7 separate regions of the Mus musculus genome follow, and all the other regions are linked to region 3. A link is a loop called in an ENCODE intact Hi-C map of the cell type or tissue named here. Cell type or tissue: left cerebral cortex. All regions are shown on one strand. Links, peaks and the distances in the headings refer to the core of each region. The heading gives the core; the rest is flanking DNA.

The links. Hi-C counts contacts between places; a loop is a spot of excess contacts. Peaks named below come from ENCODE experiments on the same cell type or tissue, not always from the same donor. Only the 100,000 strongest peaks of a DNase experiment are listed, where the experiment ranks them.
Region 1: it touches region 3 in a loop (3-fold over the local background); 3 of 42 quality-filtered maps call a loop at or near these places.
Region 2: a loop joins it to region 3, with 6 times the contacts of the local background. A loop is called at or near these places in 23 of 42 quality-filtered maps.
Region 4: it touches region 3 in a loop (3-fold over the local background); 10 of 42 quality-filtered maps call a loop at or near these places.
Region 5: it touches region 3 in a loop (3-fold over the local background); 13 of 42 quality-filtered maps call a loop at or near these places.
Region 6: a loop joins it to region 3, with 4 times the contacts of the local background. A loop is called at or near these places in 14 of 42 quality-filtered maps.
Region 7: a loop joins it to region 3, with 4 times the contacts of the local background. A loop is called at or near these places in 15 of 42 quality-filtered maps.

What each region holds. Positions count from the first base shown.
Region 1 is chr4:82,611,599-82,616,063 of GRCm38, forward strand. No RefSeq gene overlaps it. Among named protein-coding and RNA genes, the nearest start is that of n-THgtg10, 5.9 kb to the right of the region's middle. In left cerebral cortex, for the core only: CTCF peaks have their summits at 2,777 (motif pointing left) and 2,982; a DNase peak (open chromatin) is centred at 2,719; H3K4me3 peaks cover 393 bases; H3K27ac peaks cover 247 bases.
Region 2 is chr4:82,802,295-82,806,759 of GRCm38, forward strand. It overlaps Zdhhc21 (zinc finger, DHHC domain containing 21), which reads right to left. Exons shown (of 9, transcript NM_026647.4): 9 at 1-4,167. The coding sequence ends at 4,035. Among named protein-coding and RNA genes, the nearest start is that of Zdhhc21, 55 kb to the right of the region's middle. In left cerebral cortex, for the core only: a CTCF peak has its summit at 1,932 (motif pointing right); DNase peaks (open chromatin) are centred at 1,921 and 4,032.
Region 3 is chr4:82,932,077-82,936,541 of GRCm38, forward strand. Frem1 (Fras1 related extracellular matrix protein 1) reads right to left here. Exons shown (of 37, transcript NM_001198811.2): 26 at 3,896-4,097; 27 at 2,785-2,929. Gm33260 (a long non-coding RNA gene) reads left to right here. Exons shown (of 3, transcript XR_390683.3): 2 at 1-10. Among named protein-coding and RNA genes, the nearest start is that of Gm33260, 11 kb to the left of the region's middle. In left cerebral cortex, for the core only: CTCF peaks have their summits at 1,778 (motif pointing left) and 2,438; DNase peaks (open chromatin) are centred at 1,762 and 2,426; H3K4me3 peaks cover 745 bases; H3K27ac peaks cover 578 bases.
Region 4 is chr4:82,854,529-82,858,993 of GRCm38, forward strand. The region is part of intron 1 of Zdhhc21 (zinc finger, DHHC domain containing 21); the gene reads right to left. Among named protein-coding and RNA genes, the nearest start is that of Zdhhc21, 2.9 kb to the right of the region's middle. In left cerebral cortex, for the core only: no CTCF peak of the experiment used is centred there; a DNase peak (open chromatin) is centred at 1,791; H3K4me3 peaks cover 237 bases.
Region 5 is chr4:81,178,067-81,182,531 of GRCm38, forward strand. No RefSeq gene overlaps it. Among named protein-coding and RNA genes, the nearest start is that of Gm25803, 160 kb to the right of the region's middle. In left cerebral cortex, for the core only: a CTCF peak has its summit at 816 (motif pointing right); DNase peaks (open chromatin) are centred at 841, 1,762, 2,060 and 2,340.
Region 6 is chr4:83,181,368-83,185,832 of GRCm38, forward strand. All of the region lies in intron 1 of Gm46887 (a long non-coding RNA gene), which reads right to left. Among named protein-coding and RNA genes, the nearest start is that of Gm46887, 2.9 kb to the right of the region's middle. In left cerebral cortex, for the core only: a CTCF peak has its summit at 2,136; a DNase peak (open chromatin) is centred at 2,099.
Region 7 is chr4:81,562,098-81,566,562 of GRCm38, forward strand. No RefSeq gene overlaps it. Among named protein-coding and RNA genes, the nearest start is that of Mpdz, 120 kb to the left of the region's middle. In left cerebral cortex, for the core only: a CTCF peak has its summit at 2,448 (motif pointing right); DNase peaks (open chromatin) are centred at 1,675, 2,584, 3,613 and 4,116; H3K4me3 peaks cover 1,063 bases; H3K27ac peaks cover 1,018 bases.

The sequences.
Region 1 (4,465 bases), core at 336-4,335, 320 kb before region 3:
GAAGTTTGGTTTGCTTGCAGAGTACATGGTAGTCATCTGTTCCAGGTTCTCTCTCTCTCTCTCTCTCTCTCTCTCTCTCTCTCTCTCCCTCTCCCTCTCCCTCTCCCTCTCCCTCTCCCTCTCCCTCTCTCTCTCTCTCTCTCTCTCTCTCTCTCCCTCTCCCCCCTCTCTCATTTTTTACCTCTATCCAACTCTTTGTTTACCCCACTGCCTTTCTCCTGGGTAAATGCTTCAAAGATGAAGTTGATTGACTAGACAGGAGTGGTCCAGTCTTTGAGCAGTTCCAACTCCTCCTGAACTGTGACTTGGGGAAAGTGTAAACTTGGCTTAAAGGGAAAACAGCTTCCTGTTCATAGCTTGAGAGTGTTTGCAATCTTGCCACAGATTCTCCTCTCAATTCATCCTGCGGGCTTGTCCCTTCTAACAGTAGAGTCTCTCTATAGGCCATGGGTCCTGCATTCTCCCAAGGCCTTTCCTACACCTACAATAGTTTGTTGGATTATAGCAATCTATTTGCATGCCTAATTTCTCCTATGGACATTAAGCTCACTGAAAGCCCTGTCTTTATTATTATATTATAATGATGCTGTCTACAGTGTGTACGGAGTGTATGGATCAAACCAAATACATTTTTACTTAAAAGCAGGAAAAAAAGGGGGAGCCAGGCATGGTGGCACAGGCCTTTAAACCCAGCACATGAGAGGTGGAGCTCTATGAGTCAAGGCCAGCCTGGTCTGCAAAGCAGGTTCCAGGGCAGCCAGGGCAACACAGAAACCCTTTCTCAGAGAAAAGAAGGGAAGTTGCTATTCGGTATGTGCCTCTGCCATTTCACAGGCACTCAAAGGCACCCGCAGACATGAAGATGCTCCTGAAGATGCAAGTTCCCCACGCTGCACACGGATGCCGAGATTCCTTCAGGTCGCCCCGCATCAGAGCCAAGCTGAGACTGCAAGAGGGGACCAAGTCTCTTTCCTTTTTGCCTTTCACACAAGAGCCAGAGCATGTGGTATGCAGCAGTTATCTCTGTGAAGACTACTTTTCAGTCTTTTGGGCTCTTGGTCATAAAAGGAAGATTGCTCTAGGTTTCCAAATGGGGTTAAATGGTTGTTCATATGTTTATCATTTTTGTGACTTGCTTGTTTTTTTTTTATACTCTTTTACTGAATTTGTCAGATGAATTTTGTCTCTTCCGTTAAGGCAAAGATATTACCCATTTTGTTTAGTCTTCTAGCCTCTTGAGCTGCCATTGTGCCTAGCATATTGTAATGGTGATAATTATAATAATTATAAGCCATTGAGAAGGCCAACAACTATAGGTACTTGCTGAGCAAGCCTAACAATGTGGTTTGACCTCCGGAACCCACATAAAGGTGGAAAGAGAGGACTGACTCCACAAAGTGCTCTGACTTCCATAGCCACACCACGGTGCAAGTACCCAGGCAGACACACCAGTGACACACACAAGAATTTAAAAACTTAAAAACCAAGTTGTAGTACCGAGGATCGTAGTGAGCATAGTGAGTGTTTGCATTCACTCTGCCCTCTGTACGGTTGCTTTACTTGCTCAGGTTGTCTACACATCCCTTCCGTAGGGTATATTTGCCAGTCATATCATGTATGTAGACAAAGAGAGGTGAGACGAGACCAAGGTATTTGTCTATGATGGGCACCCATCAAGTAACTTGTTGTTTAAATAGAGCATCTGCCCTAGGGCTCGAATGTTTGACAACTAGACTGACCATGGCCCTTACTCTAGATAGCATGGTAACCTTCTGTCACGGTCACTCTGGGAACTGGATTCATTCTTGGAAGCAGATGCCAAAGACTAGAGGAGACTATGACTCTAGTGCACTGAGGGGACTCTAAGTACAGCAAGTAAGGCAGAAATGTGTGAACTATGTGTGTGTGTGTGTGTGTGTGTGTGTGTGTGTGAGAGAGAGAGAGAGAGAGAGAGAGAGAGAGAGAGAGAAGGCTGTGTACCTGGATGGAAAAATCTGAGAGAGCATGGGCCACAGGTAGCAGCTATAAAAGCACAGGATTCTGAAGAGGCAGAAACATCATTGTCTCAAGGAAATTTGGGGGTAAAGTTCCTAGTGAGGTACACTAAAATACCCCAAGACCTCATCTAAAACCCTTCTAGTATAGAGCTACAGTATCCTTCAGTTCAGTCTTGTCTCTGTGTAAGAGTGGGCTATGTAAAGATCCAGACTTGCCTCAGGTTTGGCAGGCAGTTAGTGAGGCTGTGGTTGTTACTGCCTCTGTCGGCCTTTGGAATTCTTGGGAAAAGCAGAAAGCACAAATGACCAGGCCCCAGCTTGAAGGCAGCTGCAGCCATGAGTTCCGGTCAAAATCCCTCCTGTTTTGGATTTGGTGATCCGTGTGTTCACAAAATGACAAAGAAGAAAAGAGGAAGCAAGGGATGCAGTGACGACGTAGAAATGGGAACAGGAGAAAGTGAGAGAGGCTCCCAGCTGTCTGATTTGTGTGGTGTGATCCCTGCCATGGCTCCGGCTCGGCAGGATTTATGTGGCTTCATTAATCACACTTTCTTTTGAAATGGAATTTTCTGCCTTGGAGCCTTTGAACATTGACATCCAAACACAATATATTCCTTTAAAATCACCTCTGGATAAAGACAACCTGTGGAGGTAATTTCCCCAGCTCCTAGGTGGGGTCTGTTTGATTCTCAGATCTTGATGTAATGTGTGAAATTGGCCCCTCCCTGCCCAGAACAGAAAGGAGTTCCTTGTCTCTGACCAACAACAAGCAGTGCCATCTAGTGGCAATTTGTTTTTATTTTGGTTAATAAGAAAGGGGCCTCCCAGGCCAGCTAGTGTTCTCAGAATTTGGGGAAAAAAACAAAACAAACAAACAGACAAACAAAAAAACCGCTCTTGTCATGCAGTTAAATGACAGAGACAAGAGTGTCGTAGAACTGCCGCCAATCAAAGTGGCCGAGTCCAGGGTAGGCCTTTTGTTGAGGGGTTGTCAGCTTTTGAGGTCTGGGAAGTCGACACAAACCACACAGAACAAAGAGTTCCCTGGGAGGGGGAGGAAGGCAAGAGAGAACACCCTTGCCAACTACACAGCACCATGTCTAACTCTAAAACTGTCCCCAGTTTGCTGATGAGCAAAACCAGAAAGAGGTCACGCTGGAAGCCAAGCCGTGGAAGTGACAGAGGTGGGGCTAACCCCAGGTCTCTTTACAGTTTCTTTCAGAGTCTGCTTTTGTTAGAATTTCCCTTCCTGAAGACCAACCTGCCCAAGTCTCCCACTGACTGTCAGCCACTGAGTTACCAGTACCAGTTAGCAGAGGTAGGGTAGGGGTTCTGTTAGGATTTTTTAGACTGTGGTTCTTGTGGCTGAGGTGCTAAGGGAGAAATGGCCCACGCTTTATGTCTCCCTGCCCTTATCCTTGAGACTGAAGCCCAACAGTTGGGTATTTGCTAGCTCTTTGCAAAGCCAACTGCCTCTCTTGCTGCAGCTCAGCACCGGGCCTCAGGGCATCCTCAGGGCACCTGTGCAACAAGCTTTTTGCCTCAGCACTGCTTCTTAAAAGTGAGCTCTAGCTTGTCAGATCCTGTTTTAGCAAATCATTTCCTATGAATTGGTGAGCTTTAATCGTGGAAAAATAAGTTTAAAATATAGTCTTCATAACTGGAGAATGATTGTAAAACAAGAATATATATATATATATATATATATATATATATATAGTTTACTTGGGGTTGTTCAATGTGTGACTTGGTTAGAAAAGTAAATGTAGATTTTTGTTTCTGAAAACTGACTGAAAAAGAAACAAAAATTGTCTATGACTATAAAGTCTCTTCAATAAGACACGTTGACCATGGGACCCAATGGGCTAGCTCTGCTCCGTTGTACTGCAGAAAGCGAGAGAGAAAGAACATTTGGTTACAGCTGGTAGTAATGAAGTGTGTGTAGCTCTGGATCTTTAATCAGTCACTCAACTACAGTTATGTAGGTAGCTGTATTATGTTGTTTGAACAACCTCTAATAGACCACACAGGCAGACCAAATATGAGGGACATGACGTTTTAGGTTACAGAGCAGATTAATATATATTTGGCCACAACTACTGGCCAAAGGCACAGAAAATAAGACACTGCAGAATATTCAGCCCTCAAGTTAATATATATACCATAGTCCCCTTTCCTAAGGCTCAGGGGTCATTGAGGAAGAGAGGCCGGAAAGAGTGTAAGAGCCAGAGGCACGGACGCTACAGGGAAACATTGGGGCAGCTGCACATTGGACTCACCAAGGTTGTGACGTCACACACAAGACCTCTGCCAGTCCACGTGGGCCTGAAATCCCACCCCTAGCCAAGAAGCTATTGGCACTCAGGTTTCTCCAAGAATATAACCCCTGGTAAGACAACCACACTGCTCCAGCAGAAGATCACACATCCAAGAATAACTTGATGTTAAAAAAATAAAAGCCAAAAGGC
Region 2 (4,465 bases), core at 342-4,341, 130 kb before region 3:
GATGAAAGTCTAATGTTTTAACTATTACTAAATGATATAATGTTTGTAATAAATTCCCAATATATGTATGTATAGTAGAGGTTATGTCAAAAATGTACATAATGAAGTACTATAGTTTAGTGAACTGTAGCTAGGCTATCTACTTACTGATACAAGTCATACAATAGAACTACCCAGAGAACAGACAGTCTAGACAGAAATTAGTATAGAGCTAATGAATATTAGTGCCATATTAAGCCACTGCAAGACAAATTGTGATTTTTTTTTCTTTTTTAGCAATACATGTAAGAACATTCAAACTACACATGAACTAACACAAAAACTATGTGGCTTTCATCTAAATTCATTTGTATCTCCCGTTAGGAAGTGTGTTCTTAATTTTAGTCTTTGTGATTACTGTTTAGAACTAATACATCTCTCGAGCAAAACAGTTGCTTGTAGGAAAATAACCCAAAGTCTCATTAAGAATAGCTGGAATGAGCCACCGTCCTTCATGGAACCACTTCTGCACATTAATGAAACGTTCTGAGATGTTCAACTCAGCTCTTCTGCATCTAGTGTGTAGCTACTGTCTACATCCTCTTCTTGTCTTTTCCTGGTTCTTGGCATTAAATCCTGGGCATCTTGTGCACTATAATTTTTGAGGTACACATCAGCCCCTACTTTATTACTATTAAAAGTAAATTGTCTTCTGAAAAACAGGATCTTATGTTAGCTACAAATTTAAATGGCTTTTATGTTAACTAAAACATTTTAAATATAAATTATAAAACAAAATAGGTTTTTATTTTCATGTAACATCAGCTAGCTTAGTAATCTGAAATGGAAGCCTGGTAACAAAGACTCCTTAGTAGACTGTTTAATGCTTAGGAGATTCTGAACCCAGCCCTTTGTTACCTACATCAAGCTTATCCAATTGGATATCAGAAACGTTTGTGTGTGCTGTGTGTGAGGCGATGAATGAACAATGATGATGGGGAGGGGCGTGACTGACAAGGCATGTTTGTGGAGGTCAGCGGACAACTCTATGAAGCCAGGAGCTTTTTTCCCCTTCTTCACCTAAGTGGGTCCGTGTACAGCAAATGCCTTTCTGTATGGAGCCACCTTGCGTGCCCAATTCTAATTGTTTACCAAGTATCTGCAGCCTCGTCTTAACACTTTAACTGCAGGATCCCATGAGGTGACTTTGCTAATGTAAAAATGTCACTTAACACACATTTTGCTAAAATTAAACAGGAAGCTTATAAATACTTCAATGCACTGTAGATATGAAGGGGTTGCCCTTGCTCCATCGCTTCCTGAGACCCCACATGGGTAGTTATTCCCATGGTTACTGAGAGGGACAAATAAAGAGGCTATTGAATAATCTACAGGGTTAACTCTCATTGACAAGCGTTTTAAAAAGCAAAGAAAAATAATATTATTAACCAATTACTAATTATTTTAAGGTAATTGAACCTTTGTGTGTGTGTGGAAGGGGACAATCCCAAAATTGAATTGAAAAAATTAAATGTACTTTTTAAAATAGTAAAACATACCGAATAACAGTTACCACAGCAACTGTAATAAATGTTTTGTTTTGTAGTAAAATAGTATTTTAAGTAAGTTTTTATAATGCTAACAAGATAAGTTGCCAAAATAAGGTTTAAAGTAAAATACATGAAACAGCTTAAACTAATCGAAATTTGTGACTGACAGTAAAAAGTGTACAAGAATATACATACATGAAGCCAGGCAGTTTACCAAGAAGGAACATCACCAACAATAACACATTCATTTTCAATTTTTATAAAACTTTACACTTTTATACATATGTTCCTATAAGTATACACTGGCATGTATACCTCTGGCATGTTCACAGATTGGCTATACAACCCACTAACAGGATAGTAAAAACCTCAAGAGCCAGGATAATTACATCAATTAGCCAAAAGAGGGCGCAGAAAGAACATAGGAGCTTAATCCCTAGGAAATGGCCAACAGGTTTTTCTCTAGGAATCTTTAGAGTGATTACAAACCCCTCCGGGGGTTAGACATATACATTTAACAATACTATGTAAGTATATATAGATATACTGCAATATAGATTCTTATGTAAATACATCAATAACAGCATTTCTGTAGATCAAACTAGTGCATCAAGTACAATGACTAGTTAGGAAACTGCAGAGAGGGGTCAGGACCAGGGAGAGTAAAGAGAAAGGGTAGATAATGTGCCCAGAAGTGGTACATGTAAGCAGACCAAACCCACGAACTCCAGCATGGGGAAGGGATCACGCCCGTTACCTTGTGTCAGAGCTACTACTGCTCCAGAAGTATAAAGCAGTTTACAAAGCTCCACGCTGGGCTTTCGTTTGGCTCTGCTTTGGATGCTCCAGGTCTTGAGTGAACTGAATATATACAGCTGAAGGCATTCAACTTCTACCTCCCAACAGTCTATGTACACCACTTCCTTCAGTAACTGTCATTGGCCAAGTTAGTCAATCAGCTTACACAAAACCCAACCCCTTCGCCCTTACTAAAACATACTAATTTTATGTTTCCTAACCTTTATAAATGTTTCTTATATTAAACTTACTATATGTCTTAGCACCAATAAATATTTTCATCTGCCACTTCTAAGTTTTTAAATAAACATAATTAGAACATGAAAATATGGTATTAATATTTCTGCAAAGAGATTATTCTATTCAGAATATTTTATAAGACATTTACAGTATCTGAAAGAACTAGCCACAGTATTTCCCAGCTATGATTCCTTACTTTACAACTACTTATAAGAAAAGTATGTAGATGGTTCACAAATGGTAGATTTGTTCAATACTCTTTTCAGGGAAAAGATTACTAAGCACACAAACATATGGAATTGCAGTATTCTAAATGAAAAAAATTAAATCATACAAAATGTCTTTGTATACAAAAGGCTCATGTTTGTTAAGAGACCATCACTACCATAGATCATTCTATTTTACAGTAATTTCCTGACATTAATAAAAGGTCTCTAGAGTGATGCGAATTACAAGTGGAAATTCAATTTCAACTTGGGTGATTACTGGTATATAAATTTAGTGACCCACTTTTACACTTTGATATGAGTTGACCAGTATCGATTCTATAATATATAAATCTTCAATGTGTACAGTGAGATCTAATGGCAGATAAATAAAAGTATCCATACTTTAAAAGCACAGTTCTCCTCCTTACACTGTTACACACCATTCAGCTTAGCACTTTAAAACATCTGCTTTCTAATATAACTGCACTTGAAGAAGTAACTGGAATTATTGCAAACTTCCTACCCTCTTCAGTCATTAGAATCTTAGGGTAAAACAGGAATATAAACCTGACTGGTCACACATTTCTCCTGGGAGCAAATATTCTAAAAGCAATCAGTGATTGCAGCAGAAGGGAAACATAGTTTTTCCCTCACAGTAAGGTAGTAGTTGGTGCACTACACTCGGGGAGTCGTCTGTGGTTTTGAGAAGGAGAAAGAAGGGCATCAGAGAGCTGCTCCTAGCCAGGCACTGCCCCTTGTTGCTCACTGCACTGTAAAAGCCTACAGCACATATAAAAGCAAGTAGTAACATTTTAACTTATACATAACAAAGTGTATCCAGTTTTGTAAACTTGAAGAATTAAATTCAGATTTGGTTAGGACTGCTTAAAGGTAAACATAAAACATGTCAAATTTCCTATAAATTAAAATTTAAAAAACTTTGAGTACTGAAGAAAATGTATGTACAATTGTTTCATCCCAATCACTGCCTTCTGAGTTTAGTAACAAACGCATTTAAAGAAACCCTGGTGGAAGGCTAATTTAAAAGTAAACATGCTTTTAAAACTTAAATATAGATCTTGTATTAGTCCCACAACAGGATCAAGATCACTATTAAAATGAAGCCTGGGGCACATTATGATGCCTAAGATTGGTAGGTGGATTTTAATTGACTTGAAGACTGTCATAGTTCTATTCTCATAAAACCTGTAACGCATTTCCAGCATGGAGGACCCATCTGTGCCCACCATCCATCTGTTTAGACGTGATTGGCAAAGTGGTAGGGAACTCGCAGTGGTTGCCGCTGCCTGAAAGGAATGAACCACAGGATCTTCCAACGAGTGCCAAAAACTTCTGAGAAGGTCTGCTGCCATGGCTTTCGGGGCCGCGATCTACAGAAGACAGCATTATTAGTGAAAGACAGCACTCCCATGGTGCCCTTCAGTCAGCTAAAACAATACAGGTTGGCTGGGGATCCATTACTGGACTCTGATGCACTGTGTCTCAGCATCACAAATGCAGCTTTCCTTTCAATGTGGCATGCAGCTGAGCGTCAGCTCTGGAGAGCAGATATTGTATCTGCATCGTCAATCAACCTAGGGTAACTCTGGAAGCAGAGGAGAAGCTCAGCATAACAGAATGTGTGTCAACAACACAGTAGCAAATCTCTTTTGATGTACTTTCAGGACA
Region 3 (4,465 bases), core at 148-4,147:
ACAAAAACGGGTAAGCCTTAAAGTTCTTCATGGGAAAATATGTCTCTTGTAGCTTGGGTGGCCAATACCTACTGGGAAAGAAAGGCTTAGCTAGCATTAAGGAAGGATGAAGGGGGCAGAGCAGGGTGGCAGGCCACATGGGCTAATAAGGGCCGAGTCCCAGCTACCATACTAACCAGCTGCACGCGTGTGTAAGCCTCCTCCAGCTCTGTGCCTCTGTTTCCTTGCCTGCAAGTTCTAAATTATGACGGTTTTAGTGAATAAATAACATTAAGTAGAGCTAAAAATCATGAAATTCTAAATGCCTATGGTTCATATTGTGTGTGTAAGTAGGCTCTGACTGGTTGTTTTGTGACGACAAAACACTATTTAGAATTTTGTTTGTTTATTTGTTTTAAAGCCTCCCTCTCTTGTCCCCTTAGTGTGCGTGTGCGTGTGTGTGTTCAGAAGACAGCTCTTAAGAGTTGGATACGGGGGCAGGGGGTGTATGTTGGGGATTTAGCTCAGTGATAAAGCATTTGCCTAGCAAGCGCAAGGCTCTGGGTTCAATCCTCAACTCTGGGAAAAAAAAATTTAAATTAAAAAAAAATAAAAAAGAGTTGGATAGGGAAGTAAACTCAGGTGTTCCGGGCTAAACCCGCACCCTGTTTGTTATCAGAAAAATGTGTGTTTAGTTTCAGGAAAGAAAACCAAACCAAAATCCGTGTCTGCTTGGGCACAACTATTCCGCTCAAATACCGAGACAACGCAGAGCAATGTTTACTTCCATGAGCCCCCTCAAAAGGAAGTAACAGACAGGATGCTGGGCCCAAATCTGAGTTATTTTTGAATTATCTGTCCGCGGGCATCTTTCTTCACGGGTTTGAGCCATCTCCAGATGATAGCGTCATCTCCAGCATGAGCCTATGGAAAGAGATCTCTGTACAAGGATGCCTATGCCAATCTCAACCAGTCTCCTCAGAAGCCATAGCGCTGTTAACCACGTGATAATGACTCGACTGTGACTAACAACAAGGCTTGTAAAGGGTTCAAGTGTGGCGAAAGCTAGTATCATTGCTGGGGGTAAATTCTGTCACTCACACCATGCTGGCTGGCTTGCGGAGGGCCAAAGGTTTGTACTCACTCAGGGGCAGAACTGAGCAACACTGCATTTCAGTAGAACCATTTTTAAACGACTATAAGGCTGAGTGAAGTCAATTTGTTAACAGTTTTAGAATGTAGTCAACTATTTTTCTTGAAAATAACGTCTTTTCTTTTCTTTTCTTTTCTTCCTTTCTTTCCTTCTTCTTCTTCTTCTTCTTCCTCTTCCTCTTCCTTCTTCCTTCTTCCTTCTTCCTTCTTCCTTCTTCCTTCTTCCTTCTTCTTCTTCTTCTTCTTCTTCTTCTTCTTCTTCTTCTTCTTCTTCTTCTTCTTCTCTTCTTCTTCTTCTTCTCCTTCTCCTTCTTCTTCTTTTCTCTTAAGGTAAGTTATCGCTATCTAATCTTTAGCCCGTGATCTCCAGGAATCAGTTCCCTTAGGCAGAGGCAGTTTAATGGGTGTTTATAGCTTCAGGATTTTAAGTCCAGATACCTGGTCTTCCTTGTTCGTACCTGATCCCTAACACCCAGTGCTGTGCGCCTGGCATATGGTAACCACGGGACCAACATCGTCTGTGGGGTTATTTAATAAACCAGGCTGAGGGACTGCACTTGAACAGGCAAAAGAAGCCGCATCAGAACGCATTTCTGAGACAGGATGTCTGGGTTTGCTAGCAATGGCTGTAGCACTCTCTGGTGGCGAGTGGTGAAACTACACTACAGAATGAGGACACGGAAAATCCAGCCCTGAGAACATTTTCTCAGTTTCTCTTCCCGTTCACAATTCGACATAGAGGGAGCATAGTAGGGCTGTGCTCGTTTATGCTATTATTTATGTCTTGGATATGGTGAACACAAAATTTAGAACGAATTAAATGTTCTCTGAGGCGTCTGGGAAAGGCAGTAAATAACGAAAACGAATGCAGCAGGAGAAATGGACGGATGGACCTCATTGTGACCATCTGTCAGCCAGTAAATTATTCAAGGTCTATATCCAGAAGCATCTGGGAAGGAGGCACAGTCACTGAAATTATCCTGCTCTGTTAATCTTGTTAATATCACAGATTTGTTCTTGTTATGGCCACTATCCTACATCATATATATTTGTGTTTATAAATATCACTTAATATCCCCTCTACTCTATTTTTGTTTATACTATCTTCTTCTTGCCTATAAGGCTTGTTAACTTACAGAGGCAAGTGTTTTCTTTCTTTCTTTTTTGTAAGAAAGAATATATTTGGCTGCTTCTTTCTACTTCATCCCACCCCCACCTCCGTCCCCACCCACCATGGCTCAGAAGCCAGTCGTGACTAACACAGTCCTAGAGTGACCTCTGGCTGCAATACGAACACACACAGGCTTTGAGCTCAGTCCTGAAAGGCCTCCAACAGTCACTTCCCAGGGTGTGAAAGGCGATGCATTTACAACCGTGATAAAAAGGGTGCTGTTTGCTGAGCCTTTTAGTGCCTTTATAATCTGGGAACTACTGGTTTCTCCATCATCTAGAAATGATACAACAGAAATCCCCTCTCCAAAATAAATTGCATGAGCCTATGAAATAGTCCATCAATTTACCCTATTAATTGTAAAGGTTTACCCTGTAAACATTTACCCTATAAACAGTGAAAGACCTGGTATGGAAAAGATTATTTCACGTTCTTAATCGGATAAACGTGACATGCAGAGCCAGTGAATAATGGAAAGTTACCTCTGGGGAGTGGCAGTGTTCCCTGTGGGGTCCATGGCCTGAAATTCCAGGATATCGGAAGTCACTTGCAAAGAAGGGTTTATGATGTAAAGGATGGTCTTATGGCTTAAGTCCTTCTGGCTAAATCGCTCGTGGATGAATTCACCTACAAGCAAGAAATAGATGGATCTCTCATGGATAATCAAATCAAACATCACTTGAGAATTAAAAAACCACACAGCTGTTTTGTTTCAAACAGATTTAAGGAATAGAGTGCCGGGCTGGGGGTTCTATTCAGGCGGTAGTACTTGCCTAGCATGCATAGAACACACCCAAAACCCTGTATGGAGGCATACACCTGGAACGCTAACACTTGAAATAAAGAGAAAGGATGATCCAAAGTTAAAGGCTGTGTTCTACTACATATCAAATTTGAGGCCAGCCGCTACCTGAGACCTTGTTTTAAAGAGAGAGAAAAAAAAGCCAAAGTCCATTTAAAGAAAATTAGCATTGTTGCACCCATGCTCAGATACAAATAAGATTGACTCAAATTCCTCTTTAAGTTTGCTTTGCTTTGGAGATACTTGCCTTATAATCCTAAACTAAAGAGAAAGGGAATGGGGAGTTAATAAAACCTGTCGCCTCTGCCATCCTGTTTAATGAGTTGTTGTGATCATTGCCTTCCTGAAGCAGAGCTAATATAAAATTTAGCAAAGCTATTAGGGGAAAAACCATATTTTTAAAAAAGCAGATGATATAATTGGGGATTCATACTAGGAGAAAGAAATTAATCTCAAATATCAATCTCACCCTGGCACTGTGTTCTGAATAAAACACAACATGAAAATAAAACAAAATAACAAGTCAGTGAAGAGTTCAGCTACTGTGTGTCAGGAGCTGTTTCTCCTTATGAAGATGAATTTAGAAGATTCAGCTTCAAACCCCTATTAGCAACAACATTGATTTATAAACTGAGTCTATCAGCAAGCCCTAGGGAGCACTCACCAAACGGGCCTACCTACACTTACCTGAGTTCCTCTTTAGCTCTGCCAGCAACTAGTAGTTTAAAATGAGGACTTACAAGGACTGAGATGGAAAGTACACCCGCCCCCCCAAAAAAGATGGAAAGTACCTGTTGTTGTGTTCTCCAGACGTCCGTACAATGGGCCTCGTAAAATCTTAAAGATGATCTGGTCATCCTCTGTGTCAGGGTCTGATGCCTTCAGCACACGGGAAGTGATGTAAATCCCATAGCAGCCATTTTTCAAGAGCCCCACTTGAGTAGGGGAGTGCAAGTGTGTGATACGGGGCGCTGCCTTGTCCAGCTGATCCACCTGAATCACCAACGTAGCGTTACACAAGGACTTCTCTCCCTATGCTACACAGGGCTTTCCTGGCTCAACAATAGTGAACTCCTCAACCCAGAGATCGCTTGGAGTCCTTATCTGTTGATTTCTGCCGAAGCCTGTCTTGTTCACCCTATCCTAACAAATACAGAGACAAGGGCCAAGGTTTCCTTTCCATCACAAACCTCCACCCAGCTTTATGATGTCCCCTGTCTGAATTTCCTTACAATATTAGCTTTATGAAGGGACATACCACACCTTCCCACCCAATGCCCATTCTTGCACACAGCACTATGCATGAACCATGACAGAAGCACAAGGAAAACACTAAAAATGACCCCAAAATTACATGGCAA
Region 4 (4,465 bases), core at 176-4,175, 78 kb before region 3:
GAAATCATCCAGTTCCCATGAAACCAAATAACCATGTGTTGTGCATTTGGGCTCAGTGAACTGCCTTAGCCACAAAGCAAAGAGTCACAATGCATTCTTAGCCCACTTGTGAGAATCAGGACAGTGATGATCAAATGTGCAGCTCCAAGTCTCTAAGCTCGACAGGCGAACAGAGGAATGTAAAGTCCATGTTCTCATTCAAAATGCTAACAAAAAATTTATCTTCCTCGAACAAAACCACTGAGAGTCAACCAGAAAAGTGAACTACTACAGTTCAAATTTTAAAAGGTCATATTATAAAGAACTCTCCATAGGGCATACCAACTCACTTCTTCAACCAAGTTATTAAATACATATTATCACAGATGCTGAAGAAATTCTGGTCCTCTAGAAGAGCAGCAGGTGCTCCTAGCCACTGAGCCATCTCTCAGCACCCACTAACTTTAACCAAGTTCAAAGTGGTCTCCTTCACTTTTGTCTTGCCCTTAGGGGCCAAGGATGTATGACAAACTTGGGGAGCTGCTACGTCACTATTGGTAAACAAATGAATTTTTTATCCAGGAAAACAAACAGGCAAGCCCGAGAATTATATGCAGTACATTTTGAAACATGGCCAAAGTTGGTAATGCAGCTAAGGCTTGGAGCTCTTGATGGCTTCCTCACAGCACTTTCTGTCAGTCACATTATTAGGAAGCAGCACAGGTCAATCACCCATGACTCAAATCCCAGCCACTCACTGACTAAAAGTCTAAAAAAAATCACTCTGTGGGATACAAATAACATGAAGCCCCTGAATCCAAAAGTTAGGAGATAACAATATCTCAATGCCTCACAACTATAAAATGTCACTGAACATCAGCACTGTACATTTATTAACACGCTACATTTAAAACAATATAAAAAACGGATTAGTTTTTTAAACATACCACAATAAAAACCAAAGTTGCAAGTACATATCTTTAAAGACATCCATAAAGTTACTTGGCTTTTGATTTTATTCTACTCTAAAAACTGATTAATCATGGCAGTTAACTCTGAGATACCAGGCTCTAGTTGACTTTAGCAATCTGCCTAACATTATTTTAAAAATATCATCAATACTCAGTTTATTATCAACAAAGTAGACCTGTCTTATATGGGCATTAAAAATAGGGAGCTATGGTCAAACTTGTACTGCCTCTTTTTCCTTTCCAAGTTTCATTGTAACATGGCAAAACAGGGATGATAATGCTAACTTAGAGGACTGCTGTCACACTTCAGTGGGAAGCTGCCTAGCAAGGAAGCACCATTGGCCAACGGTGACTTGAAAGCGAAGTGAATTAAAAATAAGTATGACTTTAGCAATCCTAAATAAAGATATCACTGAACCCCATCATTAAAAGTGTTACTAACATTTAACCATCCATCTACTTTCTATTTTGTTTAATACCAAAGCCAGGGAATTATTTATTAAATTAAACCCTTTAGGATCAGTGAGAAGTCTCTGTGGGTAAAGGCACCTGCCGTCGAGCCTGCAGACCTGAGTTCAATTCCTGGGGCCCATATGGTGGGAGGAGAGAAGGAATTCCTGTACATGGTCCTCTAACTTTTACAAAATGTGCCATGGCAAGTATGTGCCCACACACATGCATACACACACACTCACACAAAATAAACTGCCAGAGACCCCTTCAGTTACTGCAGGCTTCCCACTGACATATTGCTTTGTAAGTATGCAGGGAAGATGCGTGTCACACACGGCCTGCTCTGTTTTCAAGCAGAAAAAAGAAAATACAGGTTTGATCTGAAACAAAGCTCCTCCTCCAAGTAGAAAGCCAGATGTAAGCCAAGAGTGGAGCCTGGATGGAAATCAGCACTTGATTTCAGAAGCTAGTGAACAAGTATAGCCAAGGCATTCTGAGACACAAATCAAAGAATCACGGGGGCTGTAGTGTCCAGGCACATTGTCCTGGCACCTCCAATGGTTTCAATGCACCCTGCGGAAGGCTCTCTGTTACTGCAGTCTGGACAAAACTGGACATAAGCTGTTGGCCCTTCACATGCACATGTATACCAGCTTCATAGAATTCCCAAGTATGCACTTCCGCTGACAACACCAGGCCAGCGTTACGTACTTCTGTACTCTCCTGACCCAAGAATGACTTGGAAGATGTAGAATGATACCAACTAAAGACCGACTATCAAATACTGTTTCCGTGTATGAAAAGCTCTGTGGGGATTTTCATGGAGGAACACAGGAGTACAAAAACACAAAAGGCAATATTAATGTAGGGTGGAGACAGGTTCAGTAATTACCTTCCTCCAAAAATAACACTAGGAAAAAACACTCAGGTACAGTAGAAGCCAGAAATGTAGAGGCCAAGTCAGGTTTTTCCTGGGTGTTAACCAGACATGTTCTTCCAAATGGGAAAAGGAGCAAGCTATTGCCCTTCAAGTAGCCACTGGGCCAAGACATCCTGGGAAAAGAAAAAAAGGCTAGATTGGCCTGCCCACACATAGCAGAGTTTACCAACACAGGTATGAATTAAGCATACTAACATTAAATGCTTCTAATAATGAAATTCTGCCGGTTGTGAACAACTAAGTAACTCTCTAACCACAGATAAAAGACTTAAAAAAAAAGAATGTGTGAATTCACAATCAAGCACTGCTAATCTGTACCAAATCTGATCTCTCTAACTCACTCACTCTCTGTATCTGTGTCTGTGTGTGTGTGTGTGTGTGTGTGTGTATCTACATCGAGCCCCTTAAAGCCTAGAAGCAGCTTAATCTACACTGCGATGACTACAGTAGAAAAGCAGGCCTATAATGCAAAAGACATAGCCAGCTATAAACCAAGAAACATGCTAATAAACTGACATTACAGTAAGGTAGTTTAGGGTTGGCTAGCAGCCTCACACATGAAAAATGTGACTACCAAACGAGCTGATAGAGCTTCCTGGGGATCCTTAACCAACAAATCATACCCAGGCTTCTTTCTTTCTTTAATTTTTCACCATCCCTCCTCCTTCCAGTGCAGTGGATCCAACCCAGGGCCTTGCTCATCCCAGGCAAGAACTCTACCACTGACTGACATATATATGCAAACATATATATGGCGATAGATCGGGGAGATCATGGGAGACCTCTACTTTTTGCTCATTCTATATTATGTCAAACATCTTTAATTTCAGTAATAGTATATAATAAATGCATACCCTGACTGTTCTACTAGAATGATCTTTAATTTCTACATTTGAAAAGTTGAATCTAAACCCTAATACTTTTGCTAAATAATATAATAAAGTCTACATTCCTTTGCTTCCCCAGTTATGCCTGATAAATTTATATTGCTGCAACACACAACATCCTATGCTGAGCCGTTTCCATAGGTTCCAAGTGGACATTTCCCAGAGTTCTTAGTCTCTCTACTACTACATGTGCTTTCCCAATAGAATTCTGAATTACCCATTATGAATTAGAGAAGTCAGGCAGTGGGCACATAAGTGAAAAGGTTATGACCAACTGATTTCTTTTTGTCTGGATCCTAATGGACGTACCGATACGTAGGTACTTAGGTATTTAAATTTTCGTAAGTAAACAAAGCTTGCTTAGACATCAATTTCTCTTAAACATGTACACTGTGTTTATTCTAGCTACAGCTCCTTAAGTATTAACAGAGCTCTCCATAGTTTGAAGACATCTAATATAATTCTGCTGTTTTACAGTCAAATTGAATTCTGGAGGTCTTTCTTTTGTTTTTTTTTTTTTGTTTTGTTTTTTTTTTTTTTTTTTTTTTTTTTGGTCATGAGGTAAATGTTCACCGTGGATCCTCCTCACCATGTCAAAAGGGTGTTAAGTTAAAAGCAGACATTTCCCAGACAGACATGAGAAAGCTTGAAAGATCACCGCTTAGAAAAACGTAGCCTGGCTACCTAGTTGTATAGATGAGAAAATAACACTGGATCCCTGGCCTACCCATGACCCCATAGCTGGATAGTACAGAAACCAAAAGCGAATCTGGCTTTTCTGTCTTCAACTCCAAACTGTATCTGGTTTTTTTTTTTTCCCCCAAATGATTTCATACCACTTCTCCTCTTCAAAAGCCTTACTACTGAGAGGGCACAACTAAGGTGGCAACAGGGTACCCTCTGAACTTTATCCGTGGATCTCAAGCTCTGGAAGAACTTAATGAGATACTGCACCAAACCCTTTCATCTAGGAATGGCACACACTAAGCAGTCATCAAATGGTAACGGCTATCATTATCTTTTACCACAAAGTAGGGAGTGAATTTGGGGTCGGGGGGGGGAGGGTGAGGGGTATGCATATTAGCAGTGGGTGGAGGACCCATTGGACAAGTCTTTTAAACTTACACTTAATTACCCTTATTTGCCCTTATTTTGGGCTGAAACTTTACACTGATTTATGACCCACCCACAATGACCTTGATTTTTACCCAGCCCCTCCTGTACTTTTATGAACT
Region 5 (4,465 bases), core at 181-4,180, 1.8 Mb before region 3:
CCACTAGGTTCTCCACAAGGATGACCCCTTGTGGCTTACGGGAACACAAGTGGACCTGTGCACAACCGGGCATCATGCACATTCCCTAAGCCCTTGAAGAAGCCTTGTTTATTTAACTTTTCAAACTAACTTGAAGCACTTTTAGAACAGTTGTTTACACTGTGTTAACTGGAGAATACACAAGCACTGTGGATACAGGAAATGGAAGCAAGGAAAACGGGCAAGGTGCAGGAACTCAGCTATGAGTAACAGTGGATTGTAACACTGTTTTTTCCTTGACGGTTCTCTTCCTGCACACAGAAGGCACACTTAACAACAGGAAGGTTGGTGAAACCCAGCAGCAGTAGCAGACAGAGAACAGACTCTGGGGCCGCCGTTACTAGGGTATCAATTCCTGTGCTCATCGTGGGTGGGAGGAAAGCGTACGTACATCTATGTAAACACTGAATGCTCCCCAACAGGCTCAGATGTGCCTTTCCTTGCCACACTGAAGTTCTTGTCTTATACTGATCATCTCACAGTTAATATGTCCCACTGGTCCTCCATGTGTGCGGACTACCTGCTCCGTTTTGTGTGTGGCACATAACGTTGAGCATTATTTGATAAGTGCAGAAACAAATACCAAGTGCCTAGACAGCGAACATTCCAGATGGGTTACTAATTGAGCTGTTGGGAAATCTCTGACACTCTTAGATGGGAAAGAGCTGGAGGATGCTCTTGCTCAAGGATTTCCCAGGCCTTTGAACAAGTTCTGTGCTCTGCAAATGTGTTGAGATTCGGTTTCTCCCGCTGATGCGCCACAGATGGCCACATGGTGGCGCTGGCGCTGCGCCGTAGAAACGGAGCTCAGGCTGCAGCTGAGGCTCCAGCCTCCCTCGCTGTTCTTCCGGCCCCCGCCCTGCGCTTCCCCTCAGGACTTCCTTCCCATCCAGTCAAGCTTGATGCCATGGCTCTTGCCAAGAAGCTGTCAAGCCAGAAATGGGAGCTGGGGTACTGCCCACCTGAAGCTGGAATTTCCTTTGTTCTTCAGCAGACTCAATTCACTGTATTGCTCCTAGTTAAAAAGAAAAAAGAAAAAAAAAATCTCCACCACACTTTTAATGCTTTTTTAAAAAAAGCATGGTTTCCTAGTTTGAGATGCAAGTATTTTTACTCTGCACTTGATTGGCTCCTGCAAGTGACCCAGTGCTGCCTAAATAAAATCACCTACAAAGCAAATATCCTGATATGTTCTTACGATGTTCACAGCTAGAATGTGCAAGGGCCTGTTCCCTAGTAAAAGGGACTGTTTACTAGCCCAACCTAGCATAAGGCACCTGGACATGTACATTCACAGGCGACTGGAGAACAAGAAAGCAGAAATAAATTACTTGAAAATCACCTACTCGCTATGAATGACAGCTAAGCTCAGAAACTAACAGTCCCTTTGCAGAAGCAAAAATACTTTCAATAAATTAAAGCTGCTATTCTTTTCTCTACACATGTTTGGTATATACATCTGGGTGTGTGTGTGTGTGTGTGTGTGTGTGTGTGTGTGTGTGTGTGTGTGTGTGTCTGTGTATGCGTGCGTGTGCAGGGTGTGTTTGTGCATAAGGATTACCCTGTCATCTTCACTGGGCACCTTAATGTTTGAAACATGGTCTTTCAGTTAACCTAGAGCTCACTGATTGGCCAGACACACTGGTCCCTGATCTCTCAGAGACATATCTTCTGGGATGGTACCTCCATCATACCCAGCATATCTGTAGGAACATAAGCTCAGCCCCTCGAAAGCTCTTTATCCACCAGGCCATCTTCTTATCTCCCCCTTTCCTTGTATTCAGCTAAGTCTTGTGCTACTTAAGGTGAAATAATCCGAAGTCATACTTATATATGGCAATGCTTTTAGTAATTGATATCTAATAAATAAAATGGATGTTTGTAAGGAAGCAGTCCATTGAATCACAACAAGTGTACATTCATTAGTGCAAGCTCTATCACAATTAAGACATGCAAGTAGAGAAATCCTAGTCCAAAACGTCTGGGAGCAGAAATAGTCTAGATTTCTGGTGTCTTCACAGCTTGTAATATTTTCATGTATGAAATGAGGTAGCTCAGAGATGAAACCCATGTTTAGACACAGGATTTTGCAACCTCAGCCAGTATGTATGATACTGGGGAATGATGTTGGCCACTATTTGTCCATTCTAATTTAGCCACTATATAGTATATATGTGAACTGTTAACATGTTTGGATTTTAACTTTCAGCTCTCTGCTGTTGACTGCCGTTGAGCATTCTTTCATATGCTCGCAAGGAGTTGTGGGTCTTCCTCTGTGACATGTCCATTTAGAAACTGAGCTTTCCAAAAACCCACATATAGTAAGCTGTTCCTGTAATGTGGGTGTGAGTTTTCTGTTATTACTGTGGGTTGGAGAACTATCTTCTTCAGCCTGTGGCTTCTTCACTTGGTGTTCCCCCACGGTGTCTCTTGATAAGCAGAAATTAAATTTAAATGAAAGCATCATTTACAGCTTCCTTCATGTCTAGTGATATAAAACCAGTTACTTGATGTATGTGTCTCGTGCTCTGATCTCAGCTTGCTGGAGAGCCTCTTCCTTCAGTAAGCAGCCTTGACTCAGTCTATAGTCTACGCCTATGCTGGGTTGCCTTGAAAGCCAATTGATGGTGCGTGTTTGGTTCTAGTTGACCCCAGGTCGGTTCTCACCATGCTGTTTGTGCAACTGTTCATCTTCAGGCATCACTAGGATGCCCCCACGCTGCTCTTTGAAGAGATCCCTTTGACCTTATTTCAGGAGTTGTGTTTCCCAAATAAGTTTCAAAGTTAATTCTCAGTTTCCAATACATACACACACACTGTGTGGGGGGGGGGGTAGAAAAAGAGAGATGATTGGATTTGATTGAATAGACTTTACTAGGTTTTTAAACAGTTAATTTGTAAGATCTATTTCTTGTTAAGAAAGCTTCATTTTCTAACTTTTGAAAATTTTCTCAAAATGTTCTTGTCTTTGAAAAATATTTAAAACTGTCTTAAACCAGATCAAAACTCATTTTGAAAATCTTGGAAACCATCCAGTCTATTTTGAGCTACTCTGCCTGGATAAAAAGAAACTTCTTCCCCATGATTCAAGTCTGGAAAAGTATTTTTCTGACATTAAAAAAAAGTATGTAATTATGATAAGTAAGTTCCTAACTTCAGAAATATTTTAGGTGCTTTAAAAAATACTAATATCCATGTTATTTAAGTATTAGCTTAAAAAGTAACTTCTGTGTAGATTCTACAAGATGGAAAAATAATCCCAATTCATTAATTATATTCAAATTATTAAAAATTAAAAACAAAATTGGTGTTCAAGTCTTTCAATCTGGTATATATTCATGACATGTGGGTACAGAATCCTAAAAAAGTAGCCACACAGAAGAAAACAAGTGACCCAGCTTACTGTTCAAGTGATTTTAATTGTAGGTTTTCAGTCTGGTTTGGTTTCCTCTCTATTTGAGCCATTTCAATCTCTTAATTGTTGTCTTCTATTTTGTTTAAAATCTTATTTCATAGAGGTGTGCTCAGGTAGCAAGAGCCCTCTATCAGCCCTCTCTCCAGTCACAACCTGTGTCTCTCTTCTCCCATTTGACAGGAGTGTCTGGACTGTAGTACACAACAACACAGTCATTTGAAAATAAACACAGCCTTCACTATACTTCAGAATCTGTCATATTTGAAGATGCTTGCCGCTGGGCTTGTCAGCGATCAACAGCAACAAATTAACTAACATAAAATAAAATAAAAAAAAATCATATCCCGTAACACAATTACCATACTCTTTCCATTGTAAGGTCTATTTTCCACCTTACGAATTAGGATATATAATTTGTATACTAATTCTGAAATTAGGATATGTAAATAAATCCAAACTACAATTGCACATAAATGTTTATCGCTCAAATCAGAGCAATCCATAACAGAGATGATCGCAGTGAAACCGAGAAAACAAGGCTTGCGAGAATAGACTTGTTCAGGGTATCAGAAGCACGCTGAAAAGAGAGCAATTGCATTACTTAGTTAAAAATCTGTACAGTGAATAATTCAAGGTTATTAAATATGTTTGTGAAAATGGTCAGTGACAAGTGGAAGTACTTATATTGTAAACGGCCAAAAATAGGCAGGAAAGCCTGCAGATCATTTACATTCATGTAATAGTTCTTGAATAGCTAAGCATTCAAGATTTAGCCTGGTCACAGTAAACATTTTCCCCTTTGAACCCCCAGAGTCTGCAGCCATCTGACACCAGACCCTCCCTGTGACAATCTAGGGGCTATTTGGGGGATTTTCTAGTTCTTTGATAGGATTTTGCTTTTATGTAGAGCAATGAATACAATTTTCAGTTTTAGCTAAGGAAAGATAAAATAACCCAAATAATACTTTTGTCTTTCTATAAACCCTGACTTCCTACTGCCTGAAAGAACTC
Region 6 (4,465 bases), core at 200-4,199, 250 kb after region 3:
GAAGATAGCTACAGTATACTTACATATAATAAATAAATAAATAAATAAATCTTTTTTAAAAAAAAAAAAAAGGAAATTCCAGTGTAGAGAGCCCTCTCAGCATATCATAAATCTCAACTTGCCAGGACCAAGGGGCCGGAAAGAAAAAGGTCCTCTCAGAATACTAATGTGGACTATTTTAATCATTAAAGCACACACATACAGTAGTATATGTGTGGATGTTCTTAAGACAGATTTAAACACACACACACACACACACACACATCTTCTGGCTTTTGTTTTAGACTATGTGCTGTTCCTTTTCCTTTCTTTTTATTTTGGTTATTGCTTAACTTAAAAAAAAAAAAAGATTTGGGCTAGTGATGGCTCAGAGTTGAAACCACGTACCTCATGCAGAGGACCAGAATTTGGTTCCTGGCACCCACATGTGTTGTTAACAGCTGTCCAACACTCCCTTCTGGCTTCTCTGGGCACTGTACTCACACACACACAACCACACATATATACATAATATATAAAAAAAATTTTAAGTCTTATTTTTTCCACATCAGTTTTAATGGTTATAATGGCTTCCCACAGGAAATTGAGAAGAAAGCGCAAAGATCTTCCCTCTGCAATCCCTCACAGTCTCCCCAGAAGGGTAATTCTGACCCAGGGCGCTACATCAGTTACAACTGGCAATGATATATACATTACAGAGTCATTTCAGTGCCCTAGAAGTCCAGTTACACTACTTCCTATTGGTCAATCAGTTTTATCTTAACAAGAAGAAACTAGGTTTCTAGTCCTGAGGTCTGATGCTGTAAGTTCAACAGAAACCAAAGATTCATCACTGCATATACTAGGTATTCAGAGACCACTGGGATCACCCCTTCTCAGATCGGACACAAGTATTCTCAGGAATAAATTGCCTTTGATTCAAAGAACAAATGAGAGGATAGACTAAACCTGCCTGGAATGACACCCAGGTAATTCGATACGCACATGCTAAACAGTGCATGCACAACACAGGAATGCCAAAAACACATAGAGCCAAGGATCCACAGAGTGGCCCCAGAATAGCTATCACTCCATTGCCAAGGGCTCTGAAATAAGACTAAGAAAGGAACTTTCTTGCTTGAGGTCATCAAAACATTGTTAAAACGAGAACAAGCCTTCCCACAGTGTTCTTTGAAGACCACAGTGTACGCTTAGAAGTGGACGTTTCCTTGGCTGAAAGCCAGTCTCGTTCCTTTCCACTGATCAGATCTCTTGCTGAAGACTGTCTGAAGGGAAAGTGGCCTAGGCATCAGATGACCCAGGAAACTCATCCCTGGAGGTAAAATTGATACCAGTGACCCAACGTTCTGGAGGGCACAGTGAGGAAAGGAAGCACACCCACTTGCCTACCCAGACTCCTTCAGTGCCTGTCAACAGATGGTGAAGATATAGAGCTAAAGGGTAGCATGAAGGTGTGGCCTGTAGGTGTGATCTCAGGTGGACTGTAAGTGTGATCTCAGAGTGGACTGTAGGAGTGACCTCATATTGAGCTGATGGTGTGATCTCAGAGTGGCCTGATAGTGTAGACTCAGAGAGACCTGATAGTGAGACCTCAGAGTGGCCTAAACCATAATGCCTTTGATTGCTCCAGCAAATTCCCAAGTACCAAAAATCTCTGATTTTCCCATTTCAACTCTCTCTTCTTGTTAACTGGAGACAGAATCACCAATAATGTGTGTGGGTTGTTCTTTTTTTCATGCCTTTGTTTACATCTAATGGTGTAGCCTTGTGTTTCAAAAAATATTTTCTCCTTTCCATTACTTTGATGATAAAGATCATTATCACCCCTTCAAAACAAAAATTCTGTACCAAAGCTGGAATACTTCATGAGAGAGAAGGTGCTTCCGTGTTCTTGAGAGCGAACAGTGAAGAGCATGAGTCCCCATTTTCTGGTCTAAGCATGAGATGACAGAAAGTGGGGTCACTCAAACAACTCAGATTGCCCCCGCCCCCTCCCAGAACAATAACACTGGGAGCAGCTTCTGCAGCTCAGAGGAAGCAAGTGTCTCTAATTAGGGAGCAAGAGCAGCTGAGGTAACTATTCTGGCAGCTGAGAAATTGCCTGATTTCTGTTTGTGAAGGTTGCCACCTACTGAGGAGCCTGCAACACTGCACCCGGCCTGAAAGAAAGGGCAGAGGATAAGGAGAAGGCAGGGTGAGGACAATAATACACAGGGGCATGGTGGACGGTGCCCACATGGCACACAGCATAGAGTCATGGTTATGAGAGGGTTCGGGTGGGAAATTGCATGTGGGAGAGGTCTACCTGAGCCTACAGGGCTCCGTGAAGCTTCTCCAAAGGGCTGAGGAGAGAGTGTGAAGCAGAAGTCAGGGGACTCAAACACCGAAGGAAGGAAATAATGGCAGACCCCAGGTGGTGGCAGCACTGGCCATAGAAGACCATTTGCCCTAATAATTTGTATTAAATGATACTTGACCCGGAGGGCTTTTCGAGGATAAATTAGGACACCCCCTCCCCCCAAAAAAGTTGAAGACTCACCAAGGCCTGACAGAAGTGCCCGGCAATTAAGAATCAATGAGCAGGTAAAGATGCCCCTGGGGGAGGCACAGAGAGGTCTTTGTGCTCATAAACACTAGGGAACCTGGAATGTTAAACACACAGGGCTGTTCCTTCAAAGGAAGGGATATACACCCTGCTACCTGCCCAGAGATCTGGAAGCAGACGTAGTTAATAACACGGTGATCTTTGTGCTATATGAGTGAGCTGGGGACCACACCAGACACTCCCCAAAACTCCTATCGTGAGCTTATTTTTCTCAATCTACAGAACTCATCTCTACCGAATGTGTCACAGGTACTTTACAAAGGATTTCAACATAGTCACATCCGATCTTTATTTAGCTTACTTTGTTCTTCAAGGAGGTTTATGTGGGCTTCATTGTGCACATGTAACCAGGAAAGTTTCCACCAAATTGTGCACTGCTTTAATATGCCTAAACTACTCGAGGTCAGATTCCCACAGTTTGGACCAATACCAGCTATTTAGTCGTGCTGAACGAAATTGCATGCTGATCATTACTCTGCTGGATGTGGTGGTTGTAGAGAACACACACACACAATCCAATCAGAAATCTCTGGACAGAGCTGGCTACTGTGACTCACACCTGTGATCCCATGTGTTCAGGATGCTGAGGCAAGAGGATTGAAGTCAATTTCAAGGCCATACTGGACTGCATAGTAAATTCCACGTCAGCCATGAGTGAGAATCCAGTGGCTGTGGCTCCCTCAAGAGCCAGCCCTGTCCCCTAAGACACGAAAGGCAGCAACTGGCCCACAGAAGAATGTCCCCATGTTTCTAGACCATTCTCTTCTTTTAAACATCCCATGTTTCTGTTGCTAACATCAATGGATCGGAGGGGTGGGGAGAAATACTCCTGGGGCCAACAGAGCAGCAGAGAAAGCATGCAAGTGCTAACAAGGACTCCAAACTCCAGGAAGAGCGTGAGGCAAACAAGTTAATCTGGGTGAAAAGAGACAGGCAAGAGCTTTTTACTAAGGAAACCGGGTTTTGGCCAGTACAGTAGTTTATTCAGAAACCTCGGGCCTAGTTCCACTGTGAACAGCCATATTTGTTTGGGCAAGTCACTTCAATTCTTAGTCTCAAAGAGAAGGCCCTGAGCACAATGATAAGAAACAAATGCCCCTATGGTCGTTTCCCAGGGTTTGCCGACACCCATCTTTCAGTCTTGTGCAAGGGAGGGCCCAAGGAAGGGAGGTAAAAGGCAGACAACTAGAAGCTAACTACTGGAGCCTCCCTACGCTGTTCATATGGCTGGTGCTGAACTTTCAGATCCCAAATAGGTCATAGGTTCCACTGTGACACGGACACAAATAAAGACTGAAATGCTTTTAAAACTCTTGGCCAGCGTGCTGGAAGCAGAACCATTACTGTTAGTATTATTTGTGGAAGAAGAGACGCTCTAATGCAAACTGAATTAACAATTCTGCAGGATACATGGTAGTGCACCGGGAACTGTCACTGTTCACATGGGATTCTATAAAGAAGATCAGGGTCTTCTCATATATAATGAAAAAAACAGTCAAAGCACCAATATTTTGGGTTTTGTTTTGCTTCATTTTGTTTTTGTTTTTGTTTTTTGTTGGGGGGGGGGTTGGTTTGTTTGTTTTGCCATCTTGACACAAGCTGGAATTCTCTAGGAAGAGAAACCTCAATTGAAAAAATGGCTCCATCGGATTGCCTGTGGGCAAGTCTTTGGGACATTTTCTTGATTAATGATTGATATGGAGGGCCCAGCTCACTGTGCTCGGTGCCACCCTTAGGCAGCTGGTCCTGGACTATATGAGAAAGTAAAGGGTTGAAAAGCCATGGGGGACAAGCCAGGGGGCAGCACCTGCTTCAGTTCCTGCCTCCAGGTTCCTGCTCTGAGTTCCCACCCGGACTTCC
Region 7 (4,465 bases), core at 147-4,146, 1.4 Mb before region 3:
CAGAATAGTCACCCAGCCTGGATGTGGGTTGTCTTGGTGGAAAGCAACCCATCTTGGGAAACCTTAAATCTGAGCTAGCTACCACAATGGGGGCCTCTCTTTATGTGGAAGAACATGTAAAATGGGTATGGCCTGCTGAGCAACATCAGAGATGGTTTCCACAAGGAAGCGCTGCCTGAGAAAAGGCAAAATGAAGGGAGATGACCTTGAAGGCAAGACTGAAAGACAGGCTTCTAAGGGGTCTATCTGGCAGGAGAAAGCAGAGAGAGAGAGAGAGAGAGAGAGAGAGAGAGAGAGAGAGAGAGAGAGAGAGAGAGAGAGAGAGAGACAGAGAGAGAGACAGAGAGAGAGAGACAGAGAGAGACAGAGAGACAGAGAGAGAGAGACAGAGACAGAAAGACAGAGACAGAGACAGAGACAGAGAGACAGAGAGAGGGAGGGAGGGAGGGAGAGAGGGAGAAAGGGAAAGAGAAGCTCCTGCGGAAGGGGTTCATTCACCAAGACCTGTGGCCACATAGTCTTAACTTAGCAGTGTGAACTAGACAATGCCCTCCCTTTGTAGGGTAGCGCCACAAAGCTAAAAGAGTTTAACTGATTCAAAGCCATGAGCAGGCAGAGATGTCTCCCAGACAAGGCTAGAAGGAAATTTACCCACTTCTGAATCTGAGATTTGAGCTGCTGCCCTCCCTGCACATTTTGTCCAGAGGCAGTTGCCTTTAGAAACCCACGGAAGGACAGTGTCACGCCACACACAGGTTCAGTAGTACATTGGTTCATTCACCTGAGACGTTTTTCTTGTTCATTATGTATGCAGAAATAGTAAGGGTTGTTTCTTATGTACCAGACATCCTATTAGAGTATATTGTAAACTTTATCTCATGAGAATCTCAGTAAACCCCATAGATTAAGTAGAATGCTGTTACCATCCTCTTTCCATGAAAGAAGTAATCCGAGATTAACAAGTTTGAGTGTCCTACCTTAGGTCACACAGTTTAGAAACAGCAGAGAAGACCCTTGAATGGGGTGGGGGAAGAACCTGCCGTAGGAAAAAAGATTCTCTGAAGCTTTGACACAGTTAGGAATGCTTTAGGAAACCACTGTGGTTTCCTAAATTACAACAGAAAGTTTAATACGAAGGGTGGCGATTTAACAGAAATGTTTCTTTCTGGATGATAAAGGTAGCATCTCTCTCTCTCTCTCTCTCTCTCTCTCTCTCTCTCTCTCTCTCTCTCTCTCTGTCTGTGTGTGTATGTATGTATGTATGTATGTATGTATGTATGTATATGCACACACGTGTGCGCGTGCCAGAGTGAGAGAATACAGTTATAAAGGCGAGGAGTTGATGGGAGGAGGTGAGAGTTGAAGAACGCTTCTAATTTAGCAGCCTACAATTTACTAGAAATTTATGGCAACCCTCCCACCACAGACTGGTGGAGGTGAGGGAGGGTCGTCGGGGAAAGCCTGTGCAGTGGAGCCAGAGCATCCACGCAGCAAGCTCAGGCCACTCTGCTCCTTCCTCTGTCAGTAGGAAACGCTTGCTTTGCCTTCTGGTGCCTTCACACCAACATTCCTGACTCTCTCACACCCGCCTCTCGTGTAAAGCTTGTCAGGTCTCACTTGGTGAAGTGAGTGAGACTGGAGAACATCAGAATGTGCTGTTCAGGAGTTCTGCTTCAGAGCAGGGAGCCAGGCTGCATAAAAATGTGGCCAACGCTGCAGTGCGTGGGGGGATTTAAGGCAGCGGCAGCACTCACGGAGTGAGACCAATGAGATTCATTGCAGGTGTAGACCGTGGCAGTCTCCACGAAGTCTGGAGCAAGGGCTTTGGCAGGAACATATTTTTTATTTTATTTTTCAGTTCTTTGATTGCCTTAATTAAAATACCCATTGCAGCAAATGTTAGCACTTAGTAAAAGAACCCAGTGTATCTTTGCCTCAAAGTTGTGTGAGAATTAGAAATGATCTATGGTTCCTAAAAGAAATAACCATAAAGAAAGAGCTTGGATTTTTTTTTTTTTTTTTAACACAGCAAGAAGCATGGAAGTATAATGTAAGAATCTGAAACTTCCATTAAGACTTCTCAGTTTTCGGAATCCAAGTTTCATATTTGTGCCTGGTGGTAGTAAATGCGAATGTTAACCCAACCCTAATTGTTTTTTAGCTTTTGCCCTGACTGTAATAAAGGCTCCCAGGCTAGGAAATGGTTCACAATTTGTTAGTGGAACAGGAAATTTTTATTGGTAGTGGAGCATCCACATGACTGCTGATTTCTATTTATAAAATTCTTCGCATTTTTCCTTCAGGTTTACCAAGGGATTTGGTATTTTCTAAGACATTTAATTTGGTGTCTGGGTGCTTCGCTAAGTAAATAAACAGAAATTTTCTTTCTGTTGCTAGACAAAAAAAAAAAAAAAGTTTTCTTTTAGAAGTCAGTAGAGGGCGCTGTTGGCATTTGATTTGGCTTTCTAATACCGTAGATGTTCCCTTCTTAATTAATTCAATGTTTGAAATCAAACCTCCGTTTAAATGTAATGATATTAATATGTGAGAATAGATGTGTAAACGTGGAGATTTTCCATTCCCATTAAACCCACAGAACCAAAGGTCTCTAGTTCTCCTCTGAGCCCCTTTGAGAGTACTTATGTATAGAAATGTTGGCTGCTATACATTAAAGCTGCACACAGTTGAGTTCATGCATCCAGGCAATGATTCAACATTTTGGAGACTGATTGCAAGTCGGGGAAGAAGGCAGCTTCCTGTGGTTTTCAAGAAAAAGGGGGAGAAAAGAAGGCAAAAGAGACATTAGCCTTAGAGCCCTACTTTTTAAGTTTTTCAAAAGAAACATTCTATTTGCTAGGTTTAAGGTAAAATTTATTATAGTTAATCCAGGAGTAAATATGTTTTGCAGTTAAGATTCTAGGTACATTTGACACTATTTTTATCCTTAATTTTTAAAAAGTTATTCTATTCCTTCTATTCCAGTTTGAGTTCCTTGGCCACAGGCTATAAAGATTACCACAGTCCCAGTATTTGAAGGATATTTCTACTTTTGGTTCATAGACTTTCATTAAAATAGACTACAAAATAACAATCTCTAAGAACCCCACTCAAGTTTTGTATTTATTTGGCTGATACCTCTATGATGTGTGTGCACTAGCTGTAAGTAGGAAACCGTGGATCTGTGGGGAACCAATGAAGAGAGGATGGAGACTTTATTTTCAAAGGGCCTCCAAGAATAAATACACAGCCAAGCAGCCCAGGTGAGCAAAATGAATGCTGGCTTCTGATCCATCTAGAGTTTTCTCTGTAAAGTGAAGATGAACGTAAAGTGCGCAGCGTTTAAATCAGTGACATTAAAGACTTACCACTTTACCAATCCTAAAATAGAAAATGACTCTCGGGGACAGTGAAGGAGGCAGCCTTCTGTTTGTGGTATTGTAGCAACGGCTTCTGAGGCACCCCTCACACACATACCGCTGTTGCCCAGGGTGGAAGGCTCCTTCCCTGGGTTGCACAAAACAGGGCATGCAGTTGATCGTGTTTCTGAGTATACAAAGAAGTGCTACTTTCTGGGGACAGTAAAACACATTGCATTTTGCAAACAAAACATCAAGCCAAAGGCATGTCACTGTTCACAAAACACATGGAACTTGTTGGAAGGCAAAGGGAAAGAGATCGTTGGCGTTTTAGTGGAAAGGTAGAAAAGAACTATGATATCATCAGGCAGCATCGGGTTCTCTCCGATCGTTTACACTCTTTAGTGTGTCAGGGTTGGTCTGTGCTTGTGTTGATTTCCGGCCTTCCAATCGAGATTAGTTTTACTTTTCATTCTCATAGGAAAAGCGTGACTCTGTCGTTCAGGTAGAATCGAAAAACAAATAGAAATGCTTTGTGGTTCTTAAATGATCTAGATAGCTGGGCAAAAAGGCCCAGTACTATTGCAAGTATAATTTTAGGTGAAAATTTTGTTCCATGTGAAGCATTAATTTTAATAGAGACTTATATATAAATGCTCATTTGAATAATAATGTAAAATTAAATTTAAATTGTAAATACCGTCCAGTACTAGCTGTTTTCTGGCTCGAATTCTTCAGCACATATGGTGCTAGCATAAGCTTGTGCCTGTCTGCCTACTCTGGGTAATTTTGCATGCAAATAGTTTTAGTGCCTATGTTGAGGTGCTAAAACGTGTTTAGTACACTTGAAAATATTTGCATTGCAAAAGGAGAGTGAATCTCCTGAGGAAAATCGAATTGATATTTTGTATTAAGAGACCACTCTGGGTACCGTGTGGTCTTCTTCTATGAAGAATTCTGTTTACAGTACAGCTAGCATTTTTAATTGACCTTTAGAAGAAAAGGTCTGGCAATAGCTTTGCCAACTTTATAAACCGTTGGGCCATCTTCTGGCAACGTTCTTCACACGAATCAGTGGGGCAGAGAGAGAAGGACGTTATCTAGCGGCT